Linked DNA regions of Homo sapiens: all the other regions are linked to region 3. Evidence: chromatin loops called from intact Hi-C (ENCODE). Cell type or tissue: IMR-90. All regions are shown on one strand. Each heading gives the region's core, and the rest is flanking DNA. Links, peaks and the distances in the headings are about the cores only. Region 1 holds the start of LOC124901027 (a long non-coding RNA gene). Region 2 overlaps NR2F1 (nuclear receptor subfamily 2 group F member 1). Region 3 overlaps SLF1 (SMC5/6 complex localization factor 1).

Region 1 (11,520 bases), core at 2,762-7,761, 1.1 Mb before region 3:
GAGATGTACCCGCGCGTGCTCTAGTGTCCAGAGGTGACAGTGGTTAACTTGGCTCTTGCTCCACGAGGCTGGAACGTTGCCCATGACCTCGGGAATCCCAGCGACCTTTCTAAGGCTGGGCTCAAGCCTGGGGCCAATCTTCACAGCCTAGGAAGAAGTGCAGGCCCTCCTATGGCCGCCCAGCCTCCCTCCCGGGCTCCTCTAGGAGCAGGAGGCCCTAGGGCTGAAGGGAAGGGAGAGGTGGGGGTTCTCCAGTGCTCCGCAGGCGCGTCCTGCCCACCCCATCTCCCCGCAGTGGGTTTCTCCTCTTTCTCTTCTGTGACTGGGGTGGCCCCTGTCTGCATTACCCACAGAGAGTCAGTCGTCTTTCCAGGACCGGAGGTCTCTGTGTGTCTCATCCAGAGAGAGACAGAGTCTGCCTTGAATCAGAGGTCATGTGGCCGTCCCCGCCGGGCCGAACAGGTTGCAGGAGCCCTTGGCTTTCCTTCACAGAGAGGGCAGACAGGAATCTGCACGCGCTAAGGGAAGTTTGGGAGCTGCGACGCGTCTATCTGAGCAACGAGTTGAGCCTTCTGATAATTGGGAAGTACCCTTGCTCTCAGTTCTGGCGATGTGAAGGCTCCCCCACCCGACCCAGGCCGGGCTGACAGTGGCCAGTCCTGCGGGCTGAGGGCGGAGCGGTCAGCGGTTTCCTCTCGGCGCGGAGGGACAGGCCCCAGTAGGGGCCAGGCTGCCCCGGGTTCAGCGTCCTGTGTTTCCCCAGCCCCCGGTTGCGGCTGTGGCCCAGGACCTGGGCAGGAGGCGAGGTGGAGTAGCTGGGAGCCTCCTCTGCCTGGGTGGCCTCCAGAAGATTCCTGAGCAGTGAGCCCACCTTCATGCGGGGCGCCAGGGGGAGCCGTGGAACCGGGGCTTGAGGCTCCCAGCAGGTGTAGGCCGGGCAGTCGCCCTGGGCTCGCAGCCACACCTCTCCTGCAGGGGCGGTGGCAGCCCTAAAGAGTCAGGAGAGTAGGGCTGGGCTAACTGGGCGGGGCAGAGCCGACTCTTTCCCCAGGGCAAGAGGAAATTCTTCTTACCAGTTGGAGGTTGCCACATAAGATGACTTCCCTCTCGAAATCACCAGTGACTTAGGAGAGTCAAACGTTCGCTGTTCTAACCCAAAGGCTTGCTGGACAAATGAGAACTTTAGGAGCTTTGAAGTCTGTTTAAACTACCTTAGCCACAAGCTTTGTGGAAAACATCAGAAAAGCCATCTCAGGACGTGCTCTTCTCTGGGAATCACTAGGGAAGGAGTCTGCACCTTATCCGCAGCCAGGGGACAAGGCCTGGTGCTAGGGAGGAAAAGTATGACCTTTGTTCCCACACGCACATCCCAACCTGGGACCAGGCTGAGTGGAAGCCTGTGGTGGGAATGTGGGTCCCTCCTGCTCACCAGGAGAACCATGAGCTTTGGGGACTCCACCCTTCCAGTTGGTCCAGGCTCTTAAACTCTGGCAGCCACAAAGGTTCTTGGTTGGCTCCCAAGAGGTCCGACCACCCAGCTTTGCATTCAGGGGTGATGGGGATCTGGAGTCCCCTCTATCTGAGCCCACCTGAGCTTGTCTGCTTGAAGCATGTAGGGGGGTGGGGGGATTTTATTTTTAAAAATCTTTCTCCTCTTCTTTCATCGTAGGCACTCCTTATAACTCCTACAGTGGCAGAATTGCCTCCTGTGAGCTCTGCAATTCCTCAGAACAAATCACCTGAATGTCTCTGCAAATAGCAGACCATGAGGAGTGTGAGGAGGAGTGGAGGGGGACACAAGTGGGAACTAATAAAACTCTTGTTAAAGGGCCTGCTCAGGATCCGTGGCGTCACTGGGCCTTTTACTTGGGAAGCCAAAGAGTTGTATCCCTAAATGAGTTAAAGACCCATTTACCTCTGTCGTGTCCTATTCATCAAGTCACAAGTTGAGAGTTCCTAACATGAAACTATTTGTTTGCTTACACAACCAGCTGGGCGCAATTTCACGTCTGAGATATCTATCTGAAAGCGCCTCTCATTTATTATCTCTCCTTGTCAGCGAATCCATTTTCCAGCTCCCCCTCCCCCCCTTTGGAGTTTATTTATTTATTTATAGTGGGACTTCTTTGCCTGGGAGAACCTGGGGTTGGAATGCTCCCCAGGGAGTAGCCTCTCCCTGTGCGGGATCTGCTACGCCCAGGGTGTGGGGACCAGGGACTGGCAGAGGCACGCCCGTGGTCACAGCTGACCCCGGCTGGCAGGCGAGCCAGGGTGTGGGGTGGGTTGTGAGTAGTCCTGGCCGGACACTGCGGAGCTGCCTTTCTCCCTGGATGTCCTCTCTACTAGCTCTCCCTGTGTAAGCCTCAACCACCTGTACGAGGAGGGGGTGGTGGGGAGGCCCGGGAGGCGAATCCAGGAGCCTTTCTCCCAGAACGGGGGCCCGAGATACGGATTTGAGAGATGCTTTCACAAAGCCTCACCAAGTCCCACGGGGCCAATTTCTTCTCCGGGGGCCGAAGTGCAGAGTGAGTAACCAAGATGTAAACAGTTGCGTGATGGGTTTGGGGGAGGGGGCAGCGCATTTATTGTGTGTGCGGAAGGGAGAAAGCTGCACGTGATTTCAATTTTGAAGCACAAAGAAATAACATGCAATGCAGAAAATAGGTTTATGAATGTAATTGAGAGGAAAGAAAACAATTAACACGGTGCAAGGTTGCACACTCCATTCCCCACCCCTGGCCTTCTCTTCTACCCCAATTTTGAGAAATTCGGATCATGTGAATAGAGTGGCTTTAGGCAGTTGGATCCGGCTGACAAGGGAACCCCTGATGGGGATCTCAGTGATGGCTGGATAATGGTGTCTATCCATCTCCTGGTCTGCGAAGGCCTCCTCTAACCAAGCTGAAAGCAAAGGATCAAATCCCCAAGTCCAGCATATAAAATACCCCCAGGTGAAAAGGAGGAAGGAAGAAGGGGTGCCTGCAGGGGAGAGGAAAAAGAGAAAGAGATAGCGAGGGATTTCTTTAAGAAAGACCAGGCTGGTCTCTGCAAGCTATCCTATTGTGTTGATTTAGGAAGACATTTGCTGTATATAACGTTTAAGGCTGATAATATCATTGCACAGCCAGATAAATAAAGCGTTGGCCCAACCGTGGGGTCAGCGATCGATCTCTGGGCTCAGAGGAAAGAGGAGAGAGACAGGGTCGTGCACGAGGCTCTGTCTGTGTGCTTGTCAGTCGGCATGCAGGAGCCCGAGTGTATGTGAGCGTCAGGGTGTGCGAGAGAGAGAACCAAGTCTTCAGCTGGCCAAGAGGCTCATTAGCATTCCTAACCCATGGACCTGCGCTGACAACTAACAGAGATATCCCGCTCACCACCAGGCCTCCTCTCCTTTTGTCTTCAGATCTGGAGGAGAAAAAGATTTCTCGGTGGAAGCTGGAGCCTGAACTTCCATGTGGTTGTTGGAGATTCGGTGCCTAAAAAAAGACATACCAGGATCTTGCCTGATCTTTCACTCTGCTTTTAAAAACTTTCCTCTTAAAGAGGGAACTTTTTTGCTTTTCTCTCTCAAAGTATAATATGCTTGTTGAAACTTCAAACTTAAATGGGAGAGAAAAATTCTCTGAAAATATTTTGCCATTTTTCCTTGTTTACACAAAGAGAGGTGGATGTTTACATGTTTGATTCACATACACATGTAAAGCTGGTACTTTCGGTTAAAACTTTCTAGAACATAGCAATCAGGGGTTGTTTGAGCTTCCCACCCCGCTTTCTTTCTCTTGGTCATATTTTATTATGAGATAAAATTCATTTTGTTTTCTGTAATAAGCATCTTGCTCATTATTTTATTGCTCTCCATTGTTCTTTAAATGAAATACATCTTAAAATTACATAGATCTAGTTTTGTATTAACTATCAGAAAAATGCAATTTTAGAAATTTCTATTGTTGTAAGAAGCATTTAAAAATTATGCTCAATCATGCAGTTTTAATGACCTTACACCTATTTGGGGGAGAAGTGTCTTTTAGCCATATCTCAACGGGGATAAATATGTATCCACTTTGCTCTCCCAGATCCTGTTCCTTGAACTCCATCAAACTAGGCAGATAGTTTTACATTGGAGTGTACAAATTATCCCATGTTGACAGATGTTTGTCACTTAGTAACTTCTTTCCAAGTTTTTCCCCCTCCCCTAAGCTTTCTTTCCAGCTTGCTTTGTTGTTTTAAAATATGCATGTCTCTCACTGGAATGCCAGTCACGAGTGCAAACTTTGTGTCCAGCCTCCCACATGAAATGATCCTTTTAAAGGGAACTCGATATGTCTCAATCTGCACTTCACTCAAAGCCTCTGGGTACGGGCCACTCACTCACTGGTCCTGGCTCCAAAATAACTCAGCAGAAACGAGTTTCCAACTAAAAATCCCCTCGAATGTCTCCCAGGGAAGAAATATAGCTCCTATAATTAAAGGAGGCAACGGCCAGAGGGGGAGTGCAGCCGGCAGCCAAAAAAGAAAAGTAAGAGTTTTATTTATTTGCTGATTGAACTTGGGTTGTCATGACCAGCAGGTTTATCCACATTAGAAGTGCTGGAGGTTTGTACTATATGTGCACAGGAGGTAGAGGTGGGGAGAAAAGGAAGGAGAAGGAAAGTAGGAAGAATAACAGACCAGGCCAATTTTGAAGGAGAGAAAATGATCTCTGTGGGACAACGTAAATAAACTTCCTAGCACTGGATTTGACTAAAAACTTGTAGCTGAGGAATATGTGGAGAGGGGTTCAGAGGAGATGGGGGGTAATTATAGTAAACTCTTAGATGTGGGGTATCATCAGGAAAAGGAGGACTCTGTTTTCCCCAGAAAAGTAATGTGACAGCAGGAAATTTATTAGCTGTGCTGTGTGTGGCGGTTAGGTATGTGGGGGGTGGAATTATGGAGGGAGGCTCCAGAGAAAGGAAGAAGTTCCAGGACTCAAAGCAGAAGTGTCATGGAACCAGGAGCCCTCCACTCTCCTTGACAAAAGTTGCCTAGGAGGTGTAGATGTGAAATCTCTAGAAGACATTATCTTTGCACCTTATTAGTTTCATCTATTTGAGCTGATTCTGGCATTAGAACCACATATAAAATGAATCAGCGCACAGGATGAAGAACACCTCCCCACCTCTTGGGCCACCCTCCAAAAGGGGGTAGTAGTGATTATAAGCTTCAAAACACAAGGAGTACTCAGCCTGGGCAGCCCATTTCTATTAAAGAGGCAAAACTTTAGTACTGATGAAAAACAGATGATTTTTTTCTTCCTCTCTGAAACAGTTACTCTCTTTTACTGATGTGAAGTGACGTCAGCAATGCCTGCCCTATCCCCTTGGAGAGAGGGGAGAGAGGAGGAGGGTATGGAAGGAAGGAGCTGGGAGAAAGAGCAAGAGAAAAAGAGAAAGAGGAATTGACAGAAGAGGAAAAAGGGTGGTGGGGGGAGAGAATGAGAATGTATATCCTACACTTTGGGGGGCCAAAAATCCACAAAGAGTGGGCAAAACAATGCTTTAGAAGCCTGTGATTGATAAGACACCTTTCCTTGCTCTCACCCGATCTACATATTCTAACATATGGAAAGCTTAGAGGCCCTGTGCACTTATAGAAGCCGATAATGCATTAGCTCTCAGCAATATTTACAGCACCACTCTTAATACACACCAGATGGTTCGCGACTGTGCCGCCTCAGCCAGCTCACTCCTCGATTTTACTCGGCGGCACTTTGTTGCAATTACGCTCCATGCTGAGACCAATTTTATTGGTGACCTATTTTTCATATTTGCAGCATTTTATGTTAAAAACCTCCTCTCTGGCCTTTTTGTTAAGGGCAGCGCTCAGGAAGGGAGAGTTTAGGAGGACAGCGGTGCTGAGGGTCTGTCGAGGTGGATATTAATATTTATCGTGATGTTACATACCTTGGGTTTAAGTGAGTAAACCGGATAGACATAAGTACTCCGGTCATTATGTTTGTTCACTAACCCCTGTTTGTCAGACCCCCACGGACTCTACACGGCGCGCTTGCCTCAGAGTCAATACATCGGACCATAAATATTGTATTCCATTAATTATCACCCCACTGGCTTATCCTGGGCGCCGGCGTCCTCGAGCGACGCAGGGCAAATGAGGACGCTTCCTGAGCATATTTCTAGGCTGGGAACCCCGCTGAAATTTCCGCGGTGCCTGGGAATTCCTAGAGCCTGAGCGCCTGGCTCAACCCGGTCTGGGCCTGGGGCTGGCGTGCAGGGAAGGGGAGCTGGCGGGAGAAGGCCCGACGCCGCCAGGAGCACTCGGTACCAGTTATCTTGCTACGCAGAAGGCCACTGGGAGAATCCCATTTGGCACGCCGGAAAAGGCTTTCAACTTTATCTCCCGCCATGTAAATAACCCCGAGTGCCTGACTGAGGGACTTTGTTTTGCACCGAACAATATAAATATTCTATTTGCTACAACGCAGGTGTGCTCTTCCTACCTAAACTCTCCCCTCCCTGCCTCGCTTATGGTAACTCTTTCTACCCACCCCCTCCCCTGGTTAAAAAAAAATCACAGATGTTTACTTTATTGATATAACCTATACCGTGGTTAGGCTGAGAATAATACGCCTCAACTAACAGTCATTTAGCAAATAATAGAGGCGTTCTGGATGCTTTCCAACGTTACACATGTACTTGGTCATAAAATGATACGTGAAAAAATTAACATCTGCTTTCCTAAAATAAAGTGTGCCAAGTAGCTTTTTATGAATTCTTTCCTCATTTTAAAAAGAAATATGGAGAGACAAACTAGCACCCAGATGTATAGCACATTTATAATGGTTTTAGAATTTAAAGGTAGCTATTCATTGCACAAGCCATTTAAAAACTGACGTTTTAAAAGCTACTTAACCCCAGACATCTTCGAATCCTGAGGAGTCTTCCAAATTTTATTATTTAAAGAGGAATTTACTGTAATTTAATTGCGTATCAAGGCAGAACTATGTGCAAGTCGGGGCACTGCAGCCTCAGCTCAACAGAAATTCCATCTCGCCTTTTATTTACCTAATTTCTCAGCAAGGTTCCCAGGCCCTTAAGAAGGCCGAGCTGGAAAGTTTAGTTGGGCTCTTTTTTGTTGTTGTTTAATTCCACTATTAGGAAATGAGGCCTACCTTTGAATTATTTCATTATGATTTGGCCTTTTGGGGGAAGGGGTGGGAACTATAATCATTAGTGGCTTTTTATTATTTCTACAATAAATGGCTAGATTCTTTGTTGAATAAGCTGCTTGAATGTTTTGCAGATGTTCCACTTAGACCAAATCTGACCCCCTATTTCCTCCCAAATAAGTCGCTTAAACTCTCCCTCCAGTCCATTTACTGGAGAACATCCTCCCTCAACCTAGCAAGTTGATAAGCCTAGGACATATTCTTATGAAATTTCACCTAACTGCACATGCACGCACACACACACACACCACACACACATTTACACACACACTCCCACCCACTGAGCCTCTGAGCGTGGCAGAGGATAAGAGAAGAGAAAAAAAAAAGGCGAGGAACTGGTGAGGCGGAATGGAAAGGAGGAGGGAAGTCAGCCCAGTGGTTACACCCCTGTGCAGAGGCGCGCCCTCCACTGGCCCCCTTGCCCCACTTTGTGCCTTTGGTTTGAAACACTGGAGGTGGCCCAGGGCCGTTTTCCTCAAAGGACTGAGAATCTTGATTTGCCAAGTGCTTGGGGCCTCCGCCCAAGGTGTTTGGGGGCTGCGTGGTGAGCCGAGGCAAAGCCAGGGTACCCCGATCGTCTTCCGGGCGCATCCACCATGCGGCACCGCCCCAGCCACGGCGGCCGCGCGTGGAGACCCGGGGGCTTAACAAAGGGCTCCGCGGGGGCACGGGGGGGCGCGGCCACGTGACAGGCCCGAGCGCGACGTCGCTGTCCAGCCGCGGGGAGGGGCGGCCAGCCCGGGGGGCCGTGGGGCTTCTTGACATAGAACGTCCGGGCCTCGGGCTGGCCGCGCCGGGCCGCGCTCCGCCGGGATGAGAAGTACTTGTCTGGCTCCGCGCTGGAGAAGCCGCACCTCTCATCTCTCCGGCTCTTACTTGAAAAAGCACTTGGAAGAAACTGTGTGTGCGCTGGGAGGGCCGCGGGGTGGGCCGGGGCCGGCTGCGAGGCTGAGGGGGGCCGGCTGGTGGGTGGATGGGGAGGAGGTTGAAGAAACAGCCCCTTTCTGAGTGACAGGACCCCTTTTCAAAGGGCAAACAGAAAAAAAAAAGAAGAAGAAGAAGAAGAAGCTCCTAATATGAATAGGAGAATTTTCAATGTTTCGCAGTTACTCCACCTCCCCCCTTTTAAAGAGGGATATTTTTTCCTTTCCTTTTTTCCTATTTTTCTTTCTTTCCTTTCTGTCCTTACCCTCCCTTCCTTTCCTTCCTTCCCTCCCTCCCTCCCTCCCTCCGTTCCTTCCTTCCTTCCTTCTTTCCTTCCTTCCTTCCCTTTTCTTTCTTTCTCTCATTAGATTGGAATTGCGTGCACAAACGTGTTTTTATGTGTTTTCAGGAGAAAGAATGATTCATTAACTTTAAAAAATCTTCATGGGTTTGTCAGAATTATTGAAACATGTTATGGTGTTTTCGAGGACCCACTGACCAGAGTGGAAAGGCAACAGACGAGTCACGCTTTCAGACAGGGGGTTTTAAAGATGCTGGGTTTGTAGGGGCGAAAAAAGGGAATATCTTACGAAGTTCTCCCTCATTCCAATAACAAAACCTGTCACATCTTCACTTCTTACTAGAAAAGATAGTGTCCTCATTTCCTCATGTGAACAGCTCTAAAGTGATTACTGAATGTCTCTGTGAGAAATCAGGATGGGAGAGGAAAGCTCATCACATTCAGAGATTTTTTTTTAAGCCTGCCTTCATGTAATTTAACCTTAGAAACACTTTTATTATCCTCATTCTCAACCCCAGCTTTTTTTTTTTTAATTGGAGGGCCATGCCATATAGAGGAGAAAACCTTCTTTTAAAAAAGATTTAAACCCACAGTACCACTTGTTTGTTGTTGTTGTTGTTATCATGATTATGATGGTTATTATGTCGTCCCCTCCTTTTTGCACTTGATCTGATGAGAGAACTTTTTTTAAGAGTGTGAAATGAAGGACACAAAGACATATATCAATGAAAAGAAGAAAGTGGCCCTTTTAATGAGAACTAAAGAAAACCCAAATGTAGATGAAGTGTACCGTAAAAGCTGCTTCAAAGTCCATCTTAATTCCCTTGGGCTCAGTCATCACGAACGCGTGATAATTGGGAGTTCTGCACGGAGGTAAGGCCGCCATAGGGTGGGGAGTCCCGCAGATGCACCTCCCTGCCCTGTAATCCCAAATACATTTCAACCAAGAACTTGGAGATATTACAGAACCCAGATTTGGCTACTCCACCTTCAAACGCTACCTGCCCATTAAAGACATTTTGTTTTCTTCCAGAGCAACTGTGCTCACTAGGGGAGCATCATCCTCTGTCCCACCCCACCTCACCCCCCAGCAGGCTGATATAGGCTGGACAATATTGTAAGGTTTTGATCATTATTTTGTGATCAACTCTGTTTAATTTTCTATTTATTTTCGGACCTGAGCCTTTCTGGATCACAAAAGTCCCCACAAGTAACACAGCAATAAATCTGAACAAAAATAAGACAGATTTCCTTATCGATGTGTAATAAAGTTAAAGGACATTGTTTTGTCAGACAAGCGCTAAGTAGAAAATAAATCTCAGGGTCTGGGGAAACAAAACGGAGCGCTGCTGGCATGTGTGTAAATTTACTTTTAAAAGCAATAAATCAATGTTAAATTAAACAGCTGGGTACCCTGTCTAGGAGAAGGTTCCGTGTTTAAGAAGACCTTGATGGGAGAAATGTACTATTTAACAAGACACACACACACACACACACACACACACACACACACAAAGTTAAATTTTTATTGGCATCCGGAGGCAAGACTGCCCTGGGAACTTTTCTTCTGAACTTCAGAGAGGGAGAGGGAAATAAGAGAGAGCATGAATTGTGTCTACTGTCCATCCTCAGATCTTTACACATATTTTCAGGCATAAGGAGAAAAGGAGGTTTTGTAGAAATGTATTAGATGTGTTCTAAATTGTGGGTTAAACTATGAAGTCTCTCTTTATTGGCTTAGGTTTGTTGGGTGGGTTGTGATTTTTCTGAGATTTTTTTTTCCTGTAAGTTCTATGACCTGTGAGTGTGTTAAGCATACTCTTATCTCATGCTTCCTTTATTCTTAATGTGGTTGTTTTGCACAGCAAATAGCACAGTAGAAAAATCAAGAGGACTGTTATTTCATATCTATTGTGCTTGTGTTCATTAAGTAGCAAACCTGAGATTGGAGTAGCATTTGATATTCAACAGGAATATTTTAATATTTCATTTTCTAATTTTTTTGTTTTTGTTTTTGTTGTTATTTTACAAAACTTCACTTCACTGGGAAAAAAATTGTGTGTGGGACATGGAGATGAGGAGAGAACAATAGAAAAGCCTAGCTCTGGCTCTGTATTCTAAGAACAATGTGAATCAATGAGCTACTATAGAGGCAATATTCAATAGCAGGAAATTAAGAGTAGTTTAAGACTAGCATGTATATACACTGGATTATTTTCCAGCCTTAAAATGAAATTCCAGAAAGACTCTTTAGAAAGCACACATATTATTGAGATGAACTCTCTCAGTCTTTTGAATTCAGATGGACTGGTTTAAAAGAAAAATATGCGGTACCTGCCTCTACAGAAACCAGCAGATTATTCTTTACTTTCTTCACATTGAAATCCCAGAAGCTTTATTTTGTAGTTACATTGTTAGCCCAGTTCCAAAGAATATTCATATAATTAGGTAACATTATTCAAACTTTAAAATTATTTTTAAAAAGTGTTTCAACCCCACCCCCACCCCCTTCAAGCTACACACTAACAGGGTAGTTTTCTAGCTTTCTAGCTACCTTTGACTTTTCTTCAGCCAAAGAAAATATCAAAGACCCAGTTGCCTGGAGAAGAATAAAGTTACAGCATTTATATTTAGGAGGCAGCATTCCATTTCCATGACCATCAGTGGCTTGTTAAGTAAATATGTGTCTTATGCCACTCGGAGAGAGCTCAGATCGCCTGTCAGGAGGCGTCTGGGCAGCCTTGTAAACTCAGAGTGACTTCTCATATCGTGCTATGTTTTCCCAGCGATGCGCTTTCCTCTGCGCTGAAGCCCTGGGAATCATTTCAGCCCAAGGTGAGCCTTTCAGGCACTGCTCTTTGTCCCCATTTGGATAAGAAGGTGCAAAACTAGTTAGACACTAGGCTGATTTTGGGGAGGTGGTAGGAGGGGATGGAGAAGCGGCCTGTTCTAATTAAAGACAATAAGCAATCCTGCGAGGAGCTGTCCTTTAGCCTTGGCTGGAGGCAGAAACGGTCTGTCTCACCTCAGTTGTTAGGTTTATTTGAGCTGGTCGGTGAGGCGAAGAGCA
Region 2 (9,169 bases), core at 1,291-6,290, 1.1 Mb before region 3:
AAAGATGTCTTATAGTCAAATTAGCGAACCAGTCAATTTTGCAGAATGCAGATTACTCCTTCTTGTAATTGACTTTAAAATTATATTTTATATGCCACAAGAAAAGAAATTGAATTCCTTCAGATCTCAAGGAGCAGACAAATATGACTACTTCATTTCTAGCTCCAGGGAGATTTTGTAGGCATCTGAAAAAAAAAAAACTTTGAATTGTACTCTCACTTAATTGAAAAATAACTGCCAAGTTCAAAACTATAATTAGAAAAAAGTATTCTAGGCATTATGTTTCAAGAGCTTCAATTGCACTGGAACTTGCATTAAAATTAGAATCAAAGCAAACTTAAGAAAATAGAACAAAACCTGAAATAAGATAGCTACATGTACATGAACATATCTATATTAATTTGTTGGGGGAAGAGTTCAGTAGCCCTAACTTTTCCTAAAGTTGTCTTTGTTTATATGGCAATTTAAAACGCTGGCACTGTTGAAGTAAAACATACACATTTAAAAAAAAAAAAAAAAAAACTTTGGTCAGCTTTAAGAACTCAAAGCATGCTTACGTTTTGCATTCAGATGGTTAATGAATCCAGTGTTTTTGCAGTTGAAAGCTCGTGCATTCACTGGGCAAAAGCTGGCTGCAGGTTGCAGTGGCACCGCGCAGGACAGACATTAATTATATTTCCTACTTTTTTCAATAATGTTTGGCTACTGTAAGTTCAACTTTTTTTCTTGAAAATTTTCAATTTTCTGTTGCTTTTAATAGTGAGAACTTTGTATGGGGCGACGGGGAGGAGGGGAGAAGGGAGGGGTGCAGGATACTTGTTCTCTACTCAAAAGTTGTAAGTGGTTAGTAGGATATGTAACTTGTGTCTATTTTAAGAATTATTCTATAGCATTTTAAGAGAATGTGGAAACATTTTATCAGCAAAACGCTGCTTGCTTGCAAATGAGGAGGCCGCTAGGCATTTGCCTAGAACCACAACCTTTCTCCGGTTTCGCCTTTTTTTAACCCTGATTTTTTTTTTCCATTCTGGAGGGGTGAGTGGGGTTTCATTTATCTGTGTGTTCCCCCGTGGTGGCTTAGGGGTTGGATGACACTTTCTTGACCTTGCCAGGGTTGGGGCCCTGGAGTCAGGCCTAGCTCCGGCGGGGCTGACGTGGCCAGGGGCTCAGGCAGTGGCTGGACACACTGAGCTGTGGAGCTGGAGGGCCTCACCCCAGATCTCCTAGCGGTGTGGACTGTGAGAGCGAGCCGGAGAAGATGCGCGGGGCGCGTGTGGCTGCGGGAAGAGCTTCTGCATTGTGTTGGGTACGCTGCGGCGCGGCAATGTTCGCAAGCTCCCTGGATGCACATTGCCTCTTTTCTCTCTTTCTTTTTGTCAGCGGTTCAGCGAGGAAGAATGCCTCCAACCCAGCCCAATCCAGGCCAGTACGCACTCACCAACGGGGACCCCCTCAACGGCCACTGCTACCTGTCCGGCTACATCTCGCTGCTGCTGCGCGCCGAGCCCTACCCCACGTCGCGCTACGGCAGCCAGTGCATGCAGCCCAACAACATTATGGGCATCGAGAACATCTGCGAGCTGGCCGCGCGCCTGCTCTTCAGCGCCGTCGAGTGGGCCCGCAACATCCCCTTCTTCCCGGATCTGCAGATCACCGACCAGGTGTCCCTGCTACGCCTCACCTGGAGCGAGCTGTTCGTGCTCAACGCGGCCCAGTGCTCTATGCCGCTGCACGTGGCGCCGTTGCTGGCCGCCGCCGGCCTGCATGCCTCGCCCATGTCTGCCGACCGCGTCGTGGCCTTCATGGACCACATCCGCATCTTCCAGGAGCAGGTGGAGAAGCTCAAGGCGCTACACGTCGACTCAGCCGAGTACAGCTGCCTCAAAGCCATCGTGCTGTTCACGTCAGGTGAGGCTGCGGTCGCGGGGAGGGCAGGCCGCGCCGGCAGCGAGCGCAGGCCCCGCGCCGCCCGGGCCTGGCCTTCGGAGCCTCCCGCGCGGCCGGTGCGGGGCGGGCCGGGCCCTCGCTGGACACTGAGCCTGGCCCGGGTCTGTGACCCCCGCGCGGTGACCGGCTGGCCGCGCCGCTGCCATCTTGGGAGCGCGGCGGTGCGGGAACCGAGGCGGCGCGGGTGCGGCCGGCGGGCGGCCGGGCCTAGTCGCCCGGACCCCTACGTGGGGCCGCGGCTGCCGAGGGTGTGTGTCTGAGGCGGGGGGGCGGTGCTGTGGATCCGTCTGGCTGCGCGCGCGCGCGCGCGTGTGTGTGTGTGTGTGTGTCTCTGTGTGTGTGTCTGTGTGTGGTGCGTGTTATGTGTGAGCCAGAGCTCAGCGTTTCTGGGGGAGGCGAGGGAAGGAAGAGAACGTGGGAATGTGGCTTCTTACCCTGTGTGGCACTCTCCTTGAATGAATTTCCCGACACAGAGAGACACAGAGAGAGGTGGAAAGAGAAGAATACGCACAAATAAATCATAATAATCCCGCTTTATCGCTGCCTGATTTTCCCTTATCGGAAACCATTCATGTTTGCAGTTGGTGAGGTTATTGAGGGTCGTAAAAAACGGATTCGATCTAAACAAGAAAGATAAAAAACAAAAGCAATGCTGTAGAACCCGCAAGTATGGGAGGATTCCCCGCCTGAAGATGAATTCCAAAGCTATGCAAAACACATGAACACTGGAAATTTAAGAGTGCCTTAAAAAATATCAAATTATGTGTAGGCAGTGGTAACATGCATGTTAACAATTTCTCTTATGATAGATGGTTCAAATTAACTTCCAGAAAAGTGCATTAACGTTTCCTTTGAAGGGCTCTGGTCTGAGCCTCCGAGAACAATCCCCGCTTTTTATTATTGTAACCTGTAAGAGGGAAACATATAAACACCCAGGACAGCAGGTAATGGGGAGAAATAGAGACAAAGCCAGAGAGGAGGCTGGTGGCAAGTAGTGCTGCTTAGACTGGGTCTTGGGCCCTGCCCACTGTGAGTAGGGTTAGCTGCAGTTTTACCACCATTATTGGCAGTATTGTTTTTAATTCCTCCATTCGGAGAACAAATAAACCATCCTAATAAATCTATCCTAGAACCAGGCTTTCCAATGGCCAAATTAAAACCATTCTTGAACAGGGATAGCAAAATCCCTTTCATAAGGCCTTGTTGAACAGTAAGCAATGGTATAATCTATCAATATTTCTTGGCTTTCATGTGTGAAGAATTGTATTTACATTGTATTAAAATGACTCCTAAATTTGCACAATATTGTAATGTAGCAAATGTAGTATTAATATCGATCTGAACAGCAGATAATTTATTTAGACAAGAGCATCTCATTTGTATGCAGGGTGGCCAGAGCAATGGACTTGGACTGCCCCCCTTTTACTTTCAGTGCAAATGCAGGTCTGCTAGTGAGAGAGGGAGTTATTCTTTCCAAGAGGATAAAGTGCAAACCTTAAAACAAATGGAAGATTTATGGAATAGCCTCCTCCGTATTTGAATGCATTTTATCTTAATAAGTCTTCTTGATGGAAACGTGTTTTTCAAAAGTGACAAAGAGCCTGGGAAGCAGCAACCAGGCTGCCTCAGCTCTGGCAGGCCTGGGGCCTGGCTGGCTCTCTACTACCAGGCTCTTTAGCCAAATTCATCAGGAAGCAAGCCAGTGTCAGGGAAGCTGGGGTTTGAAAATCTCATCCAGCGAGGTGTCTTGAAGCAGAAATGTGACTTGGAACTGGACAGACGTTTTCTCAGGAAAGGTCTCTCCTCTCTTTTCCTTACACCCCCTAAGGTTCTTTGAACCCCCTTGACTTTGCTAATCTCATGCCCTTTCCCAGAGAGAGGTGAGGACTGTGCAGGCTGCAGGGAAACACTGTGGAATTATTCATGCTTTCCTTTTAACTTTCCATACTAAAACATTCCTGTGAAAAGTGTTCATTTAAAAAGTTTTCCAAGGAAGTTTCTTGAATCAAGTCTTCAAGGTGCAAAGAGTGCCTAGAAATGAACAATAACATTATTTTGTTGGAAAATTGCAAGCAGAATATCTGAAAATGGAAATAGAGCTGTCAGTAGTAATTCACCTCCCCCCTCCCATGCAACACATTTCCACTTTTGACTAAACTTGTTTTGATTGCTAGCCAGAAGGGAATTCATGGGAAGCCTTCTCAAAGTCATCCAACTTTTAAGCAAACTTTGAATGATGGAAAAGACAGTTTTAGACATATTGTCCAATGTGGTTTGCTTTGGCTAAGTATTTGAAGCTGGCACGGGGGTCCCCCGTGGTGGTTTTCACATTTGGCCTCCGGATGGTATGTTTAATCCTTAATATTCTGGACTGCATCCAAGGACTAGGTCATGACCTGAACTTACTTTTTAAAAAATTCATTAGTTCATACACCTAAATATTCCTTCAAATAAATGAGACTTTCTCTGAAAGGAGCCATCTAGTTAACATAAATACAATAAATCCATTTTCAGCACAATAATAACTTTGATTTCTAGTTATGGCAGCTGATTACATCTATATTTCCTGAACACTAAACTCTTCTGAATGCACAACATGAAATACATTCTCTGCACTACAAAGGCTAGGCCAGGAGGGCCTGAGCAGTAATGGTTATTTATTTACATAATTTCTTTTCCATACACTGTAGAAGAAATATTGAGAGTTCCCACATTGACACTACCGTATAAAAAGTGTGACATGGATTTTGCACATTCTGCCTCATTTTCTTATCTGGGGTATAACTCATGGAGCATAAATATATACTGTATTACACCCCCTGGTCACCTAGCTTTGTCACCACAACCCCCTAGTTGATCTGGGAGCTCATACCTTCTGTCCACAGTTGAGGGAATCCTGTTGCAAAGGGGTGAATGAATTTCCAGACTGGGAAGCCAGGCCAGAACCAGGGCTCCTGCCGGAGGGAAGCCACAGAGCTAGCTGGCTGGTACCTGGCAGGCAGGCCCAGCTACAGGCATTCACCTCCAAAGGAGGGAAGAAATGGAAGCAACCAGCACAGGACCCAGGCAGGCCTTTCCTGGGCTTCTTGTCTCTCTTGGAGCGGCCTGTTTGGGAGTTGGGAAGTGACCTTGTACTCCAGGGACCCTAATCATAAATGTCAGATAGATATTTTACTGAGCTGAGGGGATGCCAGATGGATCTTAAAAAAAAAAAATCTGCCGGGATACCAAGGGGCCCTTTTCACATTGCATTGTCTAGGGCTGAGAATGATCCATAAGCATGCAGGCAGATAATGCATGTAAAGCAAGCTCTATGTAATTATGGGTCTGGGTCTGAGTGAGGGTCATTCATCAGGGCCAGGTTAGCAAGCAGGGCCAAACTCACGGTCCCCTCTCTAAGCAGCAAAGCCCCACAGAGCTCTTGCTGCCCTGGCCCTAATAGCCATAAAGTCTCATTTGGCTTCCCATATCAGACCAGTGTGGATATACCCAACTGGCTGGCTGGAGTAATTAGACATCTGAGAGGAACCTAGTCTGTATCTGAGGTCAAAGGGGACTTGCCTCAGAAGTTCTTGAATTATCACTAGTTTTATTTGTATTTTTGCTCGAGGCCATAGCCTTGTAGATGAAGGTGTTAGAATGCTTTGTAAATCCCAGTTCTTGAAATATAAGGTCATAAAGCTCAGAAACTCAGCAGACACAGGTTTCACTTTGAATCATTTGTTGTGTCTTCTTAGGGTCACACTTGCCCATTCAAAATTATACAATGTCATTTTGGGGGCATTGCCATGCATCAATTTTTTCCCAGATCTATATATTAGCAAATTCTGCCTTTGATCTCTAGTCAACCTCCTGACTGGCTAAGGGCTCCTCTGTGATCTTACTGGTTTTTTTTTAATATTTATTATTAATATAAGAAACAAGTGGGTATTTGAACTAGGAGAGGATGCCTTTACTCCATTCCTCTTATTCCATCTTTCCCTCCCTATGCTTGCCTCTAGTTAGTTGATATAATATAATCTGCTGTCCTGAAATACTTTTAGAGGACCAAGAAGGGCCTTGGTTGACATGAACTAAGCACACAGATTTTGAGGTGCTGTCATTGTGCGGAGGTGCCTTTTTCTCCCTTGGTCCTGCCACCAAAAGCTTATCTCCCCCCAAGTCCCCCCTCAACTCCCCACCACCCACATCCCCCCCTACCCCCCCAGTTCTGAAGCAGCAGCAGCTGCTGCCTGTAGCCTAGCTTTGTGTCTGATTGCTGAAGATGTCGCCTTTCTGCAGCCTGGAGTAACTGAGTCATATTCTTCCTGATTATTATACAGCTTACAGAGATGTGACCAATTTTCAATTACTTGATCTAAGGTATAGATAGAAGTGTACACCCTCACCAAGGATTTGCTGCAGAGTCCTTTCTTGCATAGATAACGGATCTGAAATCCTATATTGCTAAAGCGTGGGCTTCATCTGATTCCAGGCACTGCCAGCCCATGATTCCTTACCCCCTCCCATGTGTTTGTTCACTACACAATCTAGGTTCTCCTGGAGGTTTCTGGTTGGGGTGGTTTGGGTTTGAGAGGGGACTCCAGGAATCCTTTAAGAACTGCCTTCAGGCTGCATATTTCCTAAGGGGTACTGAACACCCCCAGATCAGAGGCAAATGGGGCAAAAGTTAATGAGCACGGCCAGAAAGATGCTCCCTTGCAGGCCGAGGACAGGTTGTTAAGCGCAGCAAACATGGTTCCAGCATTGTACATTATTTAATCCAAAGGTGAAAGAGGAAAAACAAAGGGACTAGAGAGGTTTCTGCCTCTGCATGTGTGTGCCTCTCTCTCCAGCTCCCCTAGGCTTGGTGGGGGTTTGATTTATTTTTATTTGTATTGTATTGGGGGCGGGGGAGGAGGGAATGAAGAAGGGGATGGAGAGGTATAGGAGGGTGAATTTTTCTTTTCTCTTTTACTTCTTTTTTATTTTCCATTTTCTCCTTAAAAAAAATTGATGGCTTATTTTGCCTTTGCTATTTGTCAGCCTAACCGTGTGCTCCCTTTCCCTGTCTCTCCCTCCTGTGGCTGCTTGGGCAGACGCCTGTGGCCTGTCGGATGCGGCCCACATCGAGAGCCTGCAGGAGAAGTCGCAGTGCGCACTGGAGGAGTACGTGAGGAGCCAGTACCCCAACCAGCCCAGCCGTTTTGGCAAACTGCTGCTGCGACTGCCCTCGCTGCGCACCGTGTCCTCCTCCGTCATCGAGCAGCTCTTCTTCGTCCGTTTGGTAGGTAAAACCCCCATCGAAACTCTCATCCGCGATATGTTACTGTCTGGGAGCAGCTTCAACTGGCCTTACATGTCCATCCAGTGCTCCTAGACCTTGGGCGCTTCCCACCTGCCCCGTCCCCCTAGAGACTCAGAGGACCCACCTGGGCCAAGGACTCCAAAGCCGCGGGGACACCGGGAAGTGCAGCGGGCCAGGCAGGCTGGGTGGGAGGGAGGAGGGCCGAGACAGGAGCAGCCCACCCAGCAGAAATACAATCCGAGCTACAAAGCATGGGAAAAAGAGACTCTTTTAGGATCAGATCTGTGAGCACGTTGGCGAGGAAAAACAAAACAAACAAAAAAAAGAACCTTGTGTCTGTCTGGTGAAAAAAAGAAAAACAAATTGGAAGAGAGGACCATGAGAATTTTAATAAAACAGAAGGAAACTAATGGACCTTCCAGGATTTATTGTGGACGGATGTGGATATATTCTGTACAGGAACAACACATATGGAAGTGGACTGAAGCCTATGTAGAAACACACACACACTGAACATTGTTATTCATTTTGTAAAATACTAGTCTTTATTTTCATTTTTTGTAAAATTTAAACATCGTATGCGCATAAAGAAAAAGGAAACAAGAATTAGGGGAAAATAACATTTTCCAAATAATTATAAAAAATTGTCCTGTGTCTATGTATCTATATCTGTTTTGTATTTTTTTCTGGTTCCAAACCAGATTTCCTGTGATTCTATACTAATAATTTTTGATATAACCCTTTGCTTCTTATAATGAGTGCGATATATGTTGTCGAGGCTGTTCTTCAAGAATTAAAATTGAAGTGAAAATTTAAACAAAAATAAAAGAATTTAGCAAAACCCATGTGTCTGGTTGCTTGATAGATGTTATCCGTGGAAGAGAACTCCTTGGTTAATTTCCACCTCAACTATTATTAGAATTGAAGGTTTTGGTGTGTAAAAGGGGAGACTTTTAAAGTCTACTACAAAGTTGGTTAGATTCATTTCCAAAAACCAAGCTGCTACCTTGGTTTTGTAAATGCGGAGGGCCAGGCTCTACATGGGCTGGGGTCCGCGGGGAGGCAGGGCGCCTTGGTCGCTGACTTCAGCCGTTGAGACCTGGTGGGCTGCGGGCGGTCCCGTGCTCAGTTGGGCCAGGGAGTGGTGTAGGCAGGGTCGCGCGCCCGGTAAGTCTCCAGGCACCAAGCACCGGGGGCGCAGCCGGCTTCAGTGTCTGGCGGCGGCAACCGGGGCTTTACCGCATGTGGGAACTTGCTGAGCTGGAGAAGCTACAGAGGGACATGGAGAGCGGGACGTGGGGGTGACGGGAGTGGGCCGTTCAGACGCCACTGAGCCCGGCGCTGGTAGAACCCGCCTCTCTCCAGCTCTGGGAGACAGTTGGAGCCTCAGCGCTGTGAGTCCTGGCTTTGCTCCCCCTTATGGTCCACTGAAGATCTGGCTGTGGTTTGCCCTTCACTCCAGACCCTGTGACATGGGTTCTCAGAAGGGTCCTGGAACTCGGATGGGTGAAAGGAACCCCTGCCCCGCCCCGCTTGTGGCACTTAGGGGCGTGGACCCGGAACCTGGGAGTCAGAGGGCTGGAGCGGGTTCTTCACAGAAGAGGTATTTGGGCCCTAGTGGCCCTTTGAGGGCAGAAGCCTCCCGCTGAGGCCTGTCGGTGGGTGTGCTTGGGGGTCAGCTCTCTGTAACAGCTTTCGGAGCATGAATGTTTTATAGGATCAGAGCGGGCGCTGCGAGAACACATACTGCCAAGGGAGCTCTTTCTTAACGTATTAATAAAGCCAGATCTTTTAAAATAACACCTCTCACCCCTCCCCCTTCCCTCAGCCCCAAACAGGCCCGGATGAGGGAAGAGCTTCACTTTCAGAAGTCACTGGCAATGTTTTGCTTTCAGTGTGCTATCTGGAAGTCTCCACGTCTCCCCGGCACCCCCC
Region 3 (11,520 bases), core at 3,322-8,321:
CAAACTCAATTTTAAAAAATTCTTAGTTATTTCAAGTAAGTAGGCAGAATATATTAATTCATAAATATTTCAATTCTGTATAAAAGCTAGTATATTTCTGTCTCTAATTAGAGTAATGAAAGCCAGCGGCCGTGCTGAGTGCCTGTAGGTGAGTGCCTGCAGGTGAGTGCCTGTAGTTCCAGCTACTCAGGAGACTGAGGCGGGAGGATTGCTTAATCCCCAGAATTTGAAGCTGTAGTGCATTATGGTTGCACTTGTGCATAGCCACTGCATTCCATCCTGGACAACATAGTGAGACCCCTTCTCCAGGGGCAGTGGGGGGAAGGTAATCACCAAATAGAAATTTTAAGGCCGAGCATGATGGCCCCTGCCTATAATTCTAACACTTTTGGAAGCTGAGGCAGGAGGATCCCTTGAGCCCAGGAGTTCGAGACCAGCCTGGGCAACATAGCAATACTCTGTCTCTAAAAAAAAGTTAAATTAGCTGGGCATGGTGGCACATGCCTGTGGTCCCAGCTACTCGGGAGGCTGAGGTGGGAGGATCCTTAATCCCAGGAGGTCGAGGCAGCAGTGACCTGTGATAACCACTGTACTGTAGCCTAGGTGGCACACTAAGACCCTGTCTCAACAACAACAACAACAACAACAACAACAAAGAAAGAAAAGAAAGGAAAAAGAAATTTTAATTACTTTTGAGCGTAGCCAAGGGTTGATCATAGAAAACTAAAAAATCCTTGTTTCCTAATAAAATTCCTACATAGGTTATTATTTTGGAAAGAACTAGATCCAACAAAATTCTAAATGGTATTTAAAAAGCAAAATATTATGCATATAAGCTACATTTGATTTAAAGTTTTCCAGTTTTATTTTGGCTATCTTTAGATATTAATATTTAATAATAATTATTTATTATTATTAATAAGGCAATATTAATTTAGATATGTAGATATTAATATCTATCTTTAGATATTAATATCTTTAGATATTAGTCAAATTCTGTTTTGCAACAATCCTTTAAGGATGTTTTTATTCCTTATTTTGTTTTCTGTTGAAGAAAGACTTGTTTTCTGTTCAAGGCATTATCAGAATGGAAATTACAAAATACCAGTTGTATGTAAATCATACATATAAAATGTGCAAATGAATCATACCTGTTGGGCATAAGACTAATCAAAAGAGCTTTCCTAAATGAGGATCAAAATTGAATTAGAAAAAAATAATTATTTTTAAGAAGGTGTTTTTCTGGTTGTTCACATGGTATTGACTTTGACACAAAACTAGTTTTCTTAATATTTTATTATGTTCAACCAAGATAGAGTGGCAACCATAGTGATGCAACCAAGAAAATATAACCAAATGTAATAGTGAAATGAATCAAATAATTTCTCTTTACTGCTGTTTTTGTAGTTGAGAAAATAATGCAATATTATTTTTCAACAGGTATATTCCTATTTACCAGCCTTGGGGAAAACTGGTGTGCTTGGGTCTGGAAAGATTCAGGTGTCAAAGAAAATAGGACAGCGGCCTTGTTTTGACTCTCAGAGAACCTTACTAATGCTGAATGGTACTAAACAAAAACAAGTCGAAGGGCTGCCAGAGTTACTGTAAGTGATGCTGATATCCCAGCTGTGCTTTGTTTTGGAGTACAGCTCTTTCTCTGATGCATTTCTTGAACTTAATGGTTATCTGTGATACTGTCTGAATTATACTGATTAGATCAAAACTCAATTTTAGATCTATTTGATCAACATTTTCTGTTTCTGTAATTCAAGGTACATGCTTTCTAAGTGCTTCCCAAAAGAAATAAAACTGCTCATCAAATTATTGATGAATTATTGATGAAATACAGTTCCACACAATTTTTGCCCTATGATTTGAATGACTACTTTGCCATAATATAGATGGGATTTCAGAATGCATGGTCATATGAGATATCCTGTATCATTATAGTAGTTTCCCCAAAATGAGAAACCTCTAAAAGTATAAGGTGTATAAAAGTGTATGTTGTATAAAACTCAGAAAGCCTGAAAGCTTCTGTGAGAGGAAGAAGAGAATAGAATCAGAATATGAAAGTAAGAATGGGGAGCAGAGGCCTGCTTGATCTTAGCTTTCTGCTTTATTCTCTCTGCCAAATATGGTTTAACTGGTCTTTTTCTCTTTATTTGACATTCTGTATTTATAAATTTAGTGAGCAGTTGGGGGAGTAGGACTAATAAAAGAAAATTAGTGCACTGAAGTTTGTTTCTACACAGTTGAAATAAATTTTAAAATTAGAAAGCAGTAAAGATTGAATGAGTAAGGGAGTTTAAATTAAAAGGGGGCTAGACTTTTAAAAAATACCATCTAATGTATGCTGGCACGCCTTGCTGAAAAACAAGCTTTCATTATTTCTTACTTTTCCTTTCAGAGACCTGAACCTTGCTAAATGTTCCTCATCATTAAAAAAATTGAAAAAGAAGTCAGAAGGAGAATTGTCATGTTCCAAGGAGAATTGCCCCTCTGTAGTTAAAAAGATGAATTTTCACAAGACTAATCTAAAAGGTATTCCAAGTATTTAAATTAATTTATGCTAAGAACTTTTCATGGTTATAGTCAGTACTTGCAGGTTTCACACATTTGCCCTGATGAATACTTGAACTTAAATATTGGACTAGGTCCAGGAAGTACCTTCTTGGATAACGTATTATTTTCTTGAACTGTCATTTATGCAAAGAAAGTGATTGTTTAATAACCAGTATAATAGAGTATTCTTTCCTTTTTTTCCTCTCCCTGCCATTACAGATATGAAACACAGTGTAGCATTCATTGAGCTCATTCCAGACTTGCCCGCCTTACTTTTCTATTCCATCTCAACCTGTGCTGCTTAGGATCAGTGTCTTCTGATTTGAAAGTATAATTCAGTCTTCATCTCTTTCAGTCCTAGACATTTTGTGAACAAAGAATGAAGAGTAGGCTATGTTACATAGCTGTGTTAAGCATATGGGCTCTTTTCTTCCAGGCATTGAGCCCAGACTATGAAATGTGTTTGGCTTTTGGTTCTAACTATACTGGAACCTAAGTACCTAAAGGATGAAATAACAAGAATAGCATAATAATTCACTTTGGCACCTCTTTTACTTAGCCACCTCATAACTTGTAAATGGATCTTCCAGAAGTCTATACCTGGCCAAAGTAAATTGCTGAGTCTTTTTTGTTGTTGTTGTTTATGAGTTATATCTTGTTTTTAATACAAATATTAACATTATGACACCCATGGAAATAGTGACAGTGAAGCACTTATATTTCAATGTGATATAAGTTCATAATTGCATATTACAGATTCAAAATAACTGTCCATTTGACTTGGAATATGAAAATTATATTAGATGAGAACTCAGATATTAATTTCACAAATCAGCGTTCTTTTTCTTTGTTTTATTGTTTCAGAAAGTAAAATGAATATGAATGATTTTAGGCAGAACAGCAGAAGGAACTGGGAGAGAGGAAGAGAATTGAGATATAGTAGAGAAAAACTTCAAAAGCTTTTTATGCATGTAAAAAAATGTTTTTGTAGAAGTTAGAGATAATCTGTAAAACTGAACACTGTAAAAATGTGCTACTTAGTATTTTATAGTAAGAACAAATTAGATTCAGTATTTCATTTTGTTTCCTAAGCAGTCATTTATAGTAATTTTTTTAAAATTCCCCTTAAATAATCACTTATATCTTATTAATCTTGGTTGTAACAGTGATGGATATAGACAATTTTAGCCAGAAGGCATTAATTGCGTCTCTCCTAGAAAAAACCTTGTCATTTCTATTTGTTACTCTTGTTCAGCTTTAAATGGTACTAGGGATTTTTTTTTTTTTTACATCCGTGTGTGTGTCTGTGTGTGTGTGTGTGTGTGGTGTGTTTATATTAAGATTCCTCCATTTCTCCCTCTCTCTGCTGTTGTAGCCAAGCCAGACAGCCTATTGAGAAGCAGCAAACCATCTGTTAATGGATTTGAAGTTCTGAATTATACTTGAGTGTGTAGAGGCACTCATGCTTAGCCAGAAACATTCATTTGAATTAAGCTATAAATGCTGTATAAAAAAGAGCCATACATTTAATGTAGGTTCATGAATAAATTTAAGAGAGGGCAATTGCACTCTAAACTTTTATTGCTGCAAAACCCAGTATTTTTGGTGTTCTCTGATCATTTGGGGGTTTTATAGCAGGATTGAAGCTTTAAACCTTGAACTAGGGGAGACAATGCCTGTGTTAAACCTTTTGCAGTAGAATTTCATTGCTGAATTGCTGATAGAACAGAAGCAGTATGGATTGGTGGGGGTCCTTCCCCTTCCCACCCCCCACCCCCGCCTTTTTAAATGCAGGGGATGTTTAAACCAGTCAAAAGAAGAACTCAATAAATAAATTTCTGGCATGGGGCCAGATCTCCTAGTTCATGCCCTTTGATTATTTTTTTTAGTTGATATCTTGTCTTCTCTGGAATAATCTATTAATTTTTTATGGCAGGAGAAACAGCCCTGCATAGAGCTTGCATAAATAACCAAGTGGAGAAATTGATTCTTCTTCTCTCTTTGCCAGGAATAGACATCAATGTTAAAGGTAAGTTTTAAATCTTTGTGGTCTAGTCCAATGTCTTAATATTTGTGATATTAAACAGTTTTATATCACATTAAGAAAAATTATTTAAGTAAATTTACCTAAGGTATCTTAAAAGTATAAGAAAAATTTCTTAGCAAAGCCAAGAAATTTCTCATATATTGATTTATAACTAATGGTATAAAAACATTTTTTGGTGTCCATATTTTGATAATACCCAACATTAATATTTTAAAATTGTTTTTATTTTAATTTTTTAAGGTAGAAATATGATTACACCCTAGACATTTTTATCACAGCATTCTTTTTGTATATGAAGCACCTAGAAAGTCACACTGATGAGAAAAGTAGAACATCAGTACTTTTCTACCAAAAGTCCTACTTCTGCTGTTTTAAAACTTGCCTTGATTTCTAATTTAGACAATGCTGGCTGGACGCCTTTGCATGAAGCCTGTAACTATGGCAACACAGTGTGTGTCCAGGAAATTTTGCAACGTTGTCCAGAGGTAGATCTGCTCACTCAAGTGGACGGGGTGACTCCTTTGCATGATGCACTGTCAAACGGACATGTAGAAATTGGCAAGCTGCTACTACAGCATGGGGGTGAGTGTGTTTATGCTAAATGGGTTTTGATAAATTATCCAGTTTTTTGATGAATCCTGCAGAGGTAGATAGCATTTTATGTTTAAAATCTGTAAGGAAAGATGCCTTTATTTCATATTAATGAAAAAGTAAGGATAAAAAGTCTCCTAAAACGTAAGCACCTTTTATTATTAGAGATAAAATCCTTTTCATAATGTATATTTGTTTATGTATATATTATTAAGCCTATTTAGGTTCGTGTATGAGAGTCTGTTTTTGAATTGAGTTTGCTGGTTTTAAATATTTATCTTTTTCCTTCAGGTGTGTAATGTCTTTGTGAGCCAGTCATTTCTGAAAGCTTATTGATAAATGGATATAAATGTTCAATTGTGATTACCTGGATTTTTTCATTTCCTGTATGTAACTACAAACTCAATCTTATTTTTAATGAGTCATTTCTGTACAGACTGTAAAAAAATGATATCCTAGAATATTTTTCGTCATTCACATTTTGCAGCCAATTAAGTTAAAGCAGGAGGATTTTCAAATGGTGATAACTGTTATGCAGGGGTTTTGTGAAGGAGGTAACTTGAGCTGAATATTCATCTGCGTTTTTCCTGCTGATTTTTGATCTTTGCTTTCAGCAAGGCCCCACATTATTTCAGTGTCATTCTTCTTATATCTAAACTGAATAATATAAATTTTACAACAAAATGTTCAAAACGGATTGGTGCTTTTAAAAGAAAAAAAGAAAACTGATGACCAGCTTAGAATATGGAAACAAAGATTTGTAGAAATTACTTGTCGTTTTTATTTGTATTAATTTTACATTTAAATTTAACATTATCTTATCCTGTAATTAAAACATTTGATTGTGCATAAAGACAAAAAGCGTATTTTCTTAAGATGTCTTTTTAGTATATATGCATCTAAGGAAGGCTGTATAGCATGGGAGTTTAAGACATTTGGTTATATATAGTCTTCTCCTGCCCCCTAAAGGCCTTAGTGTGTCTGTTTTACTGATATCATTTCATAGTCAATGTTTTTCAGTTCTTCTACCTTGTTTTTTTTAGTATTCTGTGTTTACTAAACCATAAGTTCTACCTCCTTAATGTTTTATTTTTCTACTCAGCCGTGTGTCTGGCATTCAGGCCAATATTTGTTAGGAGCCATTATTGTATTAGGTCCAGCTCTTCAGTAGAGTATGGCATTATACCAACCAATGTGAATTTTTCTAGGGCTCTTAGTGGAGAATAGTAAAGAGATGAGTTTCTCCTCCTAGAAGAGGAAATCTAATTGTTTTTGTTTTTATCAAGGTCCTTTGGCAGTCGTACAGACTTGTTTCTGCCTTAGTCATATTCTGGGTTTGGACCTGTCAAGTGGTTTGACACTTATATTGAAGTAACTGCATTATCTATTCATTGTGAGTCACTCAGCCTCAAGAGCAATAATTTCAAGAATTTATTTATTTCTCTAAAACGTTTGTTTACTTTTGGTATCCTGTGTCCGTAATTTTGTCTTTTTTTTTTTTTTTAAACAGAAGTAACTTGGAACAATTTTTTTGAGATGTTGGCACAGTGAAAAGGAGCCTAATTTTGTTTTAGAATTATCTTCTTTCCATAAATTATACATTAATCATATTATCAATGGTTGATCTTTTATATTAAGTACATTTTATATCTATGCTACTATGTATGTCTGATCAGAGTCATCATTATGAATTTTAGCAGTTATAATCAGTTCTCTCTTTCTGACAATATGATCTATGTTATAATTGTAGGACCTAGTGATTATGTCTGCTAGTACTAAAATCTTTATATCCCCTGTAACGTTTTTATGGCCAAGTGCATAAATAATTATAAGACTTGACTGATGAAGGCAAAAGTACTCCTATACTTTGCTATGTAACCAAATACTGAGTTATGTTTTGCCTTCTCCACATCATCCTTTAGTACTTAGTGGATAAACTCTATCTTTAGTACTTTCTAAGTAGGTAGTTAAATGAGTTTAACTAGTATAGATGGATGAGATCTGAGTTTGATCTAGAAGAATTAATATGTAATTTGTGTGAACCAGTTACCTGTACTAAACATTGAACACAAGCAAGGGTAATATGAAAACTGTTCTCTATCTGTGCAAGGTTTTGTAGTCTTTGCACTGCTAGAATTGTTTATTAGCAATGAAAGGGGCACTACTTTTTCCTCTTGGTGATATTTTGAGATACCCCTGAGGCTCTTGTATAGAATTTATAAGATGAATAATACATTTTTAAGATTTCTTCTGGGAACACTGAAATTCTTATTTTAAAATGACAGTTGATAAAGTTTTATAAAAGTTTTTATTTGTAGTTGTATTTATTATTTATTTAACGGAGGCATGCACGTTTGGGGAAACCTTATTAGGTAATTGACTAGAATTTTTTTAATGTACCTTTATTCGTCTATATATATAGTCAGTTAATTGTGTCGACATGAATTAATACAAAATATGATTGCAAAGAAAGCACTGGATGCTTTGGGAAAAAGGAGAAAAGAGCTGTTAAGCTGCCAAAATAGAAATGTTTTACTTGCAACATTTTGCATTTTCTTTTCACAGGCCCAGTGCTTTTACAACAGAGGAATGCTAAGGGAGAATTGCCCTTGGATTATGTGGTTTCACCTCAAATCAAAGAAGAACTGTTTGCTATTACAAAAATAGAAGATACAGTGGAGAACTTTCATGCACAAGCAGAGAAACATTTTCATTACCAGCAACTTGAATTTGGCTCCTTTTTACTTAGTAGGATGTTGCTAAATTTTTGTTCAATTTTTGATTTATCTTCAGAGTTCATTTTAGCTTCCAAAGGGTTAACTCATCTAAATGAACTGCTTATGGCTTGTAAAAGTCATAAAGAAACCACCAGTGTTCATACTGACTGGTTACTGGATCTTTATGCTGGAAATATAAAGACATTGCAGAAACTCCCACACATTCTTAAGGAACTGCCTGAGAATTTGAAAGTGTGTCCTGGGGTACACACTGAGGCCTTGATGATAACATTGGAAATGATGTGTCGGTCAGTCATGGAGTTTTCATGATGATGCTAGAAAGTATGGATTGACTTTCTAAATCTGTTCAGTTTGCATTGGTACTTACTGTGGACTTCATAGCTTACTGACAGATAGTAATTTGATTTATTTATTGACAGACTTTGCAGCCTTGCTAAATTTTAAAAGCATTTTTAAAAAAACTTCTACAAAACTCTAGTATGGGCTTCTGACTTTTTCCAGGGTGTAGAATTTGACTCAAAAGTAAAAATAATTTTGTTTTAGTATATTCTACTTTCATTAATGTTTTTTTGTTCTGAAAGTGATATTATATTGTACATGTAAAATTAATTTAAATATTTTTTCAAATAAAAATGTAATGTCCTGTATTCTAGATGTTCTAGGTCTTAGAATCATGGCAAGCATATTCATACAAATGCGTACCTATAAACTTGTAGCTCCTGACTCTTAGGGATGGATTTTGAGGAAAAAACAAGACTAAACAAAAACATGTAGCTCCCTATTTCTTCTCTCTAGGTTGTTGGACTGAAATATGCATTTTAGCTTTGTGTGTTTCTAAAATAAACATTTCTAAAATTTACAGTAATAATTAATATTCTTTTGGTTTTTAAATGCAGCAAATATGCAGAGTCTGACAGTTCAATTCCTTGATCTGTTTTATTTTAGCAATTCATATACAAAATGTATCTGTCGCTGCCCTATGTAACCCAGTATTCTGTACCTGAAAACATTCTGCTGCATAGGTTTATGAGTTTAATATTAAGATATTGAGTGGCATCTAAGTAATAGATTTGAGATTATTTAAGATCTTAATATATAGTATGAATTTACTGAGTAGTAATGTTTTAATTTGCAGTTTTTCCTTATAGCAGTTTGTAGTAAAACTAAAAGAAAGGGTGTGGATAATAACCACTTTTGAGATTGGAGTTTCTTCACTACTGGGAGTAAGTTACATTATGATACAGGTGGAAAATAAACACTTCCATTTAGCTTTTATGTAATTCAAGTGATGACCTTAGCAGTTAATCTGCTAAAGCAATACACTTCAGTTTTATTTTGGAAATAGATATTTTAACAAGATACAAATGCTCAGTATCATATTACTGGGTTTGTAATCTAAATTGAAAACTGCTATATCAGTATGAAAAAATATTTTAAATAAGTACTTTTTCCACACATACTCAGGAAATACTAGTTTCTATTTAGCCTTCAAATTTGGCATCATACAAATCTCTTTATTATTAATCTGCCAAAGTATCAGACAAAAAATGATATAGTGAAGACTATCTAAGAAGAGTTTAAATGCTTATAGAGAGTAAAGTGCTTCTCCAGATGATGAATAAGAACGTTTTTTATTCCAATGAGTACCTCTTTACTTCACTTGTAAAGGTGTCTGGGATAGTGTTTGCTTGGTAAACTAATATAAACTTGTAAACATAGGCTTTGACATCATACACATTTTCAAATCCTTGTCTAGTTTCTTAATAACTAAATTGCAAGGCAAATTCTTTTCTGAGCTTTGGCTTTCCTACATGTCAAATAGAAATCACACCAGGTATCTTTGTCATGATAGAATTGTTAGCATATCACATCATATGACACTTAATAAATATTATTTCCTTTCTAATTCTTACCTCCTCTTTTGATTATAATGAATCATTTAGACAAAAGGCAATATAGTAATTGTTTAAGTTGGTAGTAATTCTAAGGTAATTAAGGAATCAACATCATGAGTTAGGGTTTTATACTGTTAGTACAAAGTAGTTTTCCAAATTAGATGTTCATAACGTATATTTGTTTAATTGCAATTAGCATTAATATTTCATAATTGACTGCTCTGTCTGCCAACTTCTACAAGCAGTGATGACATGAAGTGTGAAACAGATGTCACTGAGGTCTCTGCCTTTAAGAAGTTTTACACTTCTTCGAAAGTCCAACGTGGCAAACATAGGTTACTGTGTTCTGTGCCCTGGCTAACAATACCAGTATATGAGTATGAATCTAAATGTTCAGGAAAAGGCTTCATTCCCAAAATTACTTCTTATACTTTATTTTAGAAAACATAATAATAATTGCCTTGAATAATTGCCCAAATCTATCTTGGAGGTATAGGAAGAAGAAATTCTCAATAAGTAAAGTATAATTCATAGTCTTAGTCCTAGATTTTCAATGGCAGACTTTTCAAAGTTGCATCTGAAGACAAGGTTGAGAAATGCTATTCTTCACTGTATTTTGCCAGATGTGATATCATAGTTCTATGGAATCATATTTTTTAAATTTCTGTAAGAGACCTTATTACAATGTAAATAAAGCTGGAGAGGAGATTTCTGAGCAGTTAAGATTCAGCTTTTCCCCATGCATTGTTTACTGGCAGTTTCTTAAATCTCTTTGAAGTTAGAGTTTTCTAGGTTGTTAATTTTTAATTTCACTTTGCAGAATAAAATCATCCAAGTATATACATATTCTGTCATTTTATTCATTCCAAGATGACCAGAAAAACATTTATCCTCATAAAAGTCAAATGTGAAATTAATTCCTTTGAATTCAGCATTTCTTGAACACCTACTCTGAACCAGGTGGTGTGCTTGACAAGGGCTAACTACAAAAAAAGAGGAAAGGCCCACAGTCTAGGAAGGTAAATAAGGCTTAAGTATTGTGAATTTTATTGTCTTCTACATCTGCTAAAAAATTAATTTCAGTAATAATTGGTGTTCTGTTTTAGTTTATAAATGTGAATATTCAAGTGTCCAGTACTTTAATCCTTTGATGAGTATTATTTTAGCAATTTTATTTTAGAGTGGATAGGGTGTAGGGTGTGCTTTTGCAGTCTTAGTATTTTTAAGCAAGCACAAATGCATTACACTAAGATACTTTATATAACCTCCAGAAAATATCTGCCATTTTTGTTTATGCTGCTATAGAAAGTTAATTAAATGAATACCTTCACATGAAAAAAATATCCATGGAATGTGCAATCCTTATGCCTTTATACACCTTTCCAGTTAAGCGGTGAACTTGATGAGAGCCTGTCACTGTTGCTCCTTAATCAGTAGGAAGGGGTCATCTTGAGTGACATGAGGCACTCTTTCCCTGAGGCATTTATCACGTAGCTTTCACGCCAATTGCACCTCCTGCTGACGTGGAGCTTGCAAAACTAGGAATGATAATTGTTTTTATGACAAATGTGGATTGAGTTAGAAAGGTCAGTGATAGCGTTATTAGAATTAAGCTCTGCCTGGTGTTGTCAAAACAGGAGACATGGAATTGTTAACTATTCCTTGTAAATCAAATTATGTTATCAGA

What was found. Hi-C counts contacts between places; a loop is a spot of excess contacts. Peaks named below come from ENCODE experiments on the same cell type or tissue, not always from the same donor. Only the 100,000 strongest peaks of a DNase experiment are listed, where the experiment ranks them.
Region 1: a loop joins it to region 3, with 7 times the contacts of the local background. A loop is called at or near these places in 5 of 110 quality-filtered maps.
Region 2: a loop joins it to region 3, with 8 times the contacts of the local background. A loop is called at or near these places in 6 of 110 quality-filtered maps.

What each region holds. Positions count from the first base shown.
Region 1 is chr5:93,596,325-93,607,844 of GRCh38, forward strand. LOC124901027 (a long non-coding RNA gene) reads left to right here and starts at 978. Exons shown (of 2, transcript XR_007058873.1): 1 at 978-1,341; 2 at 1,670-1,841. RefSeq lists enhancers at 1-505, 506-1,305, 3,066-3,567 and silencers at 982-1,031, 11,499-11,520. In IMR-90, for the core only: no CTCF peak of the experiment used is centred there; DNase peaks (open chromatin) are centred at 3,317, 4,287 and 5,347; H3K4me3 peaks cover 2,478 bases; H3K27ac peaks cover 3,887 bases.
Region 2 is chr5:93,586,537-93,595,705 of GRCh38, forward strand. It overlaps NR2F1 (nuclear receptor subfamily 2 group F member 1), which reads left to right. Exons shown (of 3, transcript NM_005654.6): 2 at 1,381-1,908; 3 at 7,026-8,075. The coding sequence ends at 7,306. Among named protein-coding and RNA genes, the nearest start is that of NR2F1, 7.9 kb to the left of the region's middle. In IMR-90, for the core only: a CTCF peak has its summit at 3,353; a DNase peak (open chromatin) is centred at 2,315; H3K4me3 peaks cover 2,578 bases; H3K27ac peaks cover 3,229 bases.
Region 3 is chr5:94,687,066-94,698,585 of GRCh38, forward strand. SLF1 (SMC5/6 complex localization factor 1) reads left to right here. Exons shown (of 21, transcript NM_032290.4): 17 at 1,441-1,604; 18 at 2,408-2,541; 19 at 4,499-4,591; 20 at 5,009-5,191; 21 at 7,766-10,556. The coding sequence ends at 8,247. Among named protein-coding and RNA genes, the nearest start is that of SLF1, 74 kb to the left of the region's middle. In IMR-90, for the core only: a CTCF peak has its summit at 6,173 (motif pointing left); DNase peaks (open chromatin) are centred at 5,086, 6,166 and 6,526.